Linked DNA regions of Homo sapiens: region 2 is linked to region 1. The links are chromatin loops, found by intact Hi-C in ENCODE. Cell type or tissue: PC-9. All regions are shown on one strand. Each heading gives the region's core, and the rest is flanking DNA. Links, peaks and the distances in the headings are about the cores only.

The links. Peaks named below come from ENCODE experiments on the same cell type or tissue, not always from the same donor. Only the 100,000 strongest peaks of a DNase experiment are listed, where the experiment ranks them.
Region 2: a loop joins it to region 1, with 7 times the contacts of the local background. A loop is called at or near these places in 3 of 110 quality-filtered maps.

Annotation. Positions count from the first base shown.
Region 1 is chr7:80,642,204-80,645,122 of GRCh38, forward strand. All of the region lies in intron 1 of CD36 (CD36 molecule (CD36 blood group)), which reads left to right. Among named protein-coding and RNA genes, the nearest start is that of CD36, 5.0 kb to the left of the region's middle. In PC-9, for the core only: no CTCF peak of the experiment used is centred there; a DNase peak (open chromatin) is centred at 1,508; H3K4me3 peaks cover 1,138 bases; H3K27ac peaks cover 1,631 bases.
Region 2 is chr7:80,562,577-80,565,495 of GRCh38, forward strand. No RefSeq gene overlaps it. Among named protein-coding and RNA genes, the nearest start is that of GNAT3, 52 kb to the left of the region's middle. In PC-9, for the core only: no CTCF peak of the experiment used is centred there; a DNase peak (open chromatin) is centred at 1,545; H3K27ac peaks cover 533 bases.

The DNA.
Region 1 (2,919 bases), core at 287-2,786:
AAGTAAATTATTACCGATACAGTATCAATATCTTGTCTGTTTCTTATAAAGGACAAGTAACAATTAGTAAAGAATAAAATTTAATCTACAATTAGCAAATGAAATTAATTACCTATTTTCATATATAAGGAGTTGTGTTATTAAGAAAACTGAGTAAGCATAACCCAAATTTTTTTATGCTTTAGACAGCTAAATTTGGTGGAATGGTGGAGACAAACTACATTCTTTCTCTGAAGATAAATATAGGTGGAAAAGCTGTGTGACTACATGTGCTATTTAACATGAACTTTTCTCTTTTGTATTTGGTGCACGTCTTACGTAGTATGGGTGGTTCTCCTTTGCCTCAGGTGAATAAAACTAATTATAATTTTGTCATATGCAGCTTAAGGATAGAGTATGATTATAATAACAATACTTCATTACTCATGGTGTCAAGGCACCGAGTGATAATAAATGAACCCAACTAGTGTCACGTATTTTGCCTATTCTTAGGAAAAAGGTAGAAACTTAAAGTAATAAGAGGCAATCAATCAGTTGAAAATTTGAACAAATAGACAAGTTCAGTTTGTCTAGCTCTTTTTTCAAAATATCAGCACATGGATTGAAGTTTTGTTAGATTAATACTTGTAATTTTGCTTGTATATCATCCTGACCAATGTTAGATTGAGAACTGTCTAACCATAGAATTCAACAGAATAAATTACTTGATACTTCTGTTTTCTAATGTATGTGACTCTACAGCAGTGGGATGTGTACACTATCTCACTTCAGTTTTAAGTTCAAAGCAGACAGAGCTAGGCAGTACCCAGGCCTGTCCATTGCTCAACATATCTAGGCTCAGAGTCCATAGAAGTTATACTAATCAGTTTTCAGGTCTAGAGAGGGAGCCATTGGAGCGCATGCACTACTCCCTGGTTTCTTCAGTGGTTACTGTTGGAACTCTTTACCCCTTGCAGAAACTCTTCTCTGTAGTGCATGGAGCTACTTGATTGAATAAAGAAGAATGATTTGGGAAAAGGCCAGATAGATTCACAACTAGGTTGTGGCATAGAATCTGGAGAAGGGCTAATATATGCACATATACCTATTCTAACAGCAATAGAGTTATAATTTTAAATCATTTTGTATCACATTTGTCAGAGTTGCAAATGACATTAATATTGAATGAGTAATTTTTAGTGAAGTTTATGTGGAACATAAAATAACTTTTCCAGAGAGATAACTTAATCCTTGAGTTATACATGTTTTAAATAGATTTTCATACTATATTAACAAAACTGGAATGTGACACTGGGGGTTTCCTGCTGCATTTTTTATGTGGGCTCATAAAGCTGTGGGTTTCTACAGAGGTTCTCCTAGAGCTTCCTAACAGTGAGGATAAAGAGTGTCAGGCAGGAACAGGAAGACAAAGTTAAGAAACAGAGTCTCTGGGTTTCTTAACTGCTGTGGAATCAGTCATTTTACCTAATGCACTTCCACGTAAGAATTGAAAAACCAGTTCAGCCGCTTAAATTAAAAAATGCTGATCTCATTTTATCATCTCATTTTACGCATGAGGAAATTGAGGTGTAGAGAGATTATGTGGCTTGTCTGCTTTCATTTAGCAAGACAGTGACAAATCAGTCTTTGGTTTAATCTTGTCCCTTCATCTCAATTGAACCAGCTGGGATCGCTATATTTTAATTGCTTCGTTAAGTATAACTTGCAGAAAATATTTGGGGATGGTCTATGAAATGGGCATTCAATAAAATATTATGTACCTAATAAACTACCCTAAATCTCATTATCAGTTCACAACATACAGAACACCAGCATGACATTCTCTAGTTGGCGATTACTGTGGTTGCTTAAAAGATGGTTTCAAGAAAAGTTTCAAGTGCTTTACAATTATGCATTGCAAAGGAAATTCTATTTGACAATATCCAGTCCTGATTACCAGCATTAAATTACTCATTCCATTGCATTAGGACAGCCATGGACAAAGCCATATGAGGTAGCATGGTATACGATTTCCAAGGGCAGGGAAAGCTATTGTTACCACTCCACCCTGAACAATTAATAAAAAGCCAGCCCTACTTGCTCAGTGAGACAGAAAATTCCACAGGAAAAACAAATCACTTGTTTAGACTTATGTGCATTCCCTTTACATTGGAGAAAAATGACACTAAAGAACTAGTCAGTCTTCTTAATCACCAAGACCTTGATGTAAATGAAGTTTATTGCATCCTATGGTTTATACTGGAAAGTATCCTATGTATAAGGGAATAGGCAAAGGGGAATCCCAAAGGTTAAGGGAACATATGTAAATAATAAAATTGCCAAGAAAAATATTTGTAACATTTATTCCTACATTTTGGGGGAAAATATCATTTTCTTATTCTTTTCTTAGCTCTACAGGTAATATTTTTGAAAAACTATATGATTACTAAAGTGGAAGTAAATACTAATAAAATCATAAGAGTGGTACCTCTGTTGCAAGACAGCTGTGGAGGGAAAACCTGAAATTATAACAAACCACAATTATTAATACACTTACAACATTAACAACAATATTCTATGTGCCCTTTTTTGACTGTAGCCTTCATTCCGTTGGCACATATGTTTTCTTTGGCCATGAGCATTTCAAAGTAGAGAATAATTGTTTATAAACTATAAAGCGCATTCTGACTATAAATGACACGCCAACCCCATTATTGACAAAATGTCATTGCAACAACAAAGAAGTTCAAATAAATGTGTTTTCAAATACTAGTTAGAATTAACTCTGATTATTACAGTAGGATCCACTCATTTCACAAACTGTATTCTTTCTTCCAATCTTTTTTTTTTTTTTTGAGATGGAGTTTCACTCTTGTTGCCCAGGCTGGAGTGCAATGGCATGATCTCGGCTCACCGCAACCTCCGCCTCCTGGGTTCAAG
Region 2 (2,919 bases), core at 246-2,745, 80 kb before region 1:
GTGACCTGGCCTTTCTCTCTAGCTGCCTTTTAACATTTTTTCTTTCATTTTGACCTTGGAGAATCTGATGACTATGTGTCTTGGGGATGATCTTCTGATGGAGTATCTTACTGGGGATCTCTCCATTTCCTGAATTTGAAAGTTGGTCTTTCTAGCTATGTTGGGGAAGTTCTCATGGATGATATCCTAAAATACGTTTTCCAGGTTGGTTCTGTTCTTCCCATCTCTTTCAGGTACACCAATCAGTCATAGGCTTAGCCTCTTTGCATGATCCCATATGTCTTGGAGGTTTTGTTCATTTTTTTTTCCACTCTTTTTCCCTCTTCTTGTCTGCCTGTCTTATTTCAGAAGGACAGTCTTCAAGCTCTGAGATTCTTTCCTCTGCTTGTTCTATTCTGCTATTAATAATTGTGATTGCATTATGAAATTCTTGTAGTGTGTTTTTTCAGCTCTGTCAGACTGCTTATTTTCTTCTCTATACTGGCTATTTGTCTGTCAGCTCCTGCAATGTTTTATTTTATCTTTCACTTCCTTGCACTGGATTATAGTGTACTTCTGTAGCTCAGTGAACTTTGTTCCTATCCATGTTCTGAATTCTACTTCTGTCATTTCAGCCATCTGAGCCTCAGCCAAATTTTGAACCCTCACTGGAGAGGTGATGCAGTCATTTGGAGGAAAGGAGGCACTCTAGCTTTATTAGTTTTCAGCATTCTTGTGCTGATTATTTCTCATCTCTGTGGGCTTATCTACCTTCAAACTTTGAGGTTGCTGACCTTTGGATGGGTTTTTTTTTCTTTTATCTTATCTGATGACCTTGAGGGTTTGATTGTGATATAAGGTGGATTCAGCTAACTGGCTTCATTTCTGGAGGATTTTAGGGAGTGAACTTTCAGCTCCCAACTCCTGGACTGCATGCTGTAATTCTGGGGGACTTGTATTGAGCCCCGACTTTGTTTTCTGGCTCCTTGAGGTTTGAAGTTTACTATGCCAGGGGGACCAAGGTGACCAAGGTGCAGCAGCCACAACCAAGTGTTAGTGGGTATAGGGGTGCCTGCCTCCCTGTGGGCATTCACCACAGTGGCAGATGCAAGGCAGTTGGAGGGGGAGCGGGTGGTGCCCCGATGGAGACTGTATGCTGTTGCACAGGATGTGGTGTTGGTTTGGGATGGGGTGCTGACCACCTGCGTGGGAGGATCCCCTGTTCTCTGTGCACCATTAGCACAAAAGCAGGGTGCTGGCAGGGATGGGGCTTGCTGGCTGTATGCTCACCAAGGCTCCTTTTGCAATGCTGGTCGACAGGAGTCAGAGGAAATATTGCACTCCCATGTACTGGTGGGGCAATTAAAGCAAAACCCGCCTGTACAAACTTGTGCCAGCAAAGTGATGTGGGGAAATGCCATGGGCACAGGGGAAGCTGCAGTCTGGGGAGAAAATGTGAGGGCTGGTGCATGGCCTTAGGGGTTGCCTTGCTGGAACTCTTCACTGGTCAGGCATGGTTCACTAGCACAGAAGCTATCTATGGTATGGGCCCCCAGGGCACCCAAGACTTCCTTGTAAGTAGGCGTGGCCAGGCTGGGGCCCCAAGAGAGGCCAGCAGACTAAGGAGTTCTCAGGTCAGACCAGCCCTATCTGATGTACAAGACTTCCCCACAGAGATCAGGTTTGATAATTCCCCAAGGGCTAATGTCTTTTATGGAGCAAGTCGAGCCTAGGGGGATGGCCATCCCTGGCCACTTCCCAACTACAAACTCTCCTGCACCAAACCCTCTGGGCACAACATGAGCTGGCTTGCTGATCCATCACTTTACTTGTCTCCTGGGGGCTCAACCCCAGAAAGACACAGGTTAGCAATCGCTCAGTGTAATCAGCCCTGTTCTGTGCTGTGGGCCCAAGCCAGGGGTTCCCTCTCTGGTGACAAGAATTGTGGGTATGTGGGACCCTACTGTGGGAGATGGACTTGCCTTGTCTCTTTGGTTCGACTGCAGCCTATTGGAGGTGTGGACAAGGTACTTAGGGTCTTCGCTCCTTTATTAATTCAAGGGTAGCAAGAATGTTTCCACTGCAGAGGCAGTGGCAGAGAGGCTTTCACTTGCCTCTAAAGGCTCTGTCTGGGGAGCTGCTGAGTTGCTACTGGCTCAGTCACTCTGGCAGAAAGTGGCTAGAGGCCCAGACCTGGAGGACCTGCCTGGTAAGGAGACAGGGGAACAGGTATCCATGTAACAGTCTGGCCACTTTTCCTTAGGGCTGCTGTGCTATGCTGGGGGTCTACTCCAGTCCCTAGTCACCTCAGATTTTCTAGTACCTGGAGATATCATCAATGAAGGCTGTGAGACAGAAAAGATGGCAGCCTGCCCCTCCCTCTGGGAGCTCTGTCCCAGGGAGGTATGGGCCTGTTGTCAGCACAAACACACGTGTAGGAGGTAGCTGGAGACCCAAGTTGGGAGGTCTCACCCAGTCAGGAGAAATGGGGTCAGGGACCCACATAAAAAGGTAGTCTGGCCATGTTTTTGTAAAGCAGCTGTGTTGTGCTTAGGGTCCTCTTCAGCCCCCAGTCACCTCAGACACTCTGAAGCCTGAAGGCTGGAACGGCTAAGTCACCCAAACAGCAAGGATAGAGGCCCACCCTTCTCCCTGGGATCTCTGTCCCAGGGAGGCCTGAAACCTCTGTCAGCTGGAGAAGACTGGTGGGGATAGGTGGAGACCCATTAGGAGGGTCCACCTAGCGATGAGGAATGGGATTGAGGCCTGCTTTAGAAAGCAGTCTGGCCACATTTTTGTAGAGCAGCTGTGCTGTGCTGGGGTACCACTTCTAACCCTGGTCAGCTTGGGCTCTCCAAAGCCTGAAGGCTGGAAAGGCTAAGTTGCCCAAACAGCAAAGATGGTGGCCTGCCCCTCCCTCTGGGAGCTCTGTCCCAGGGA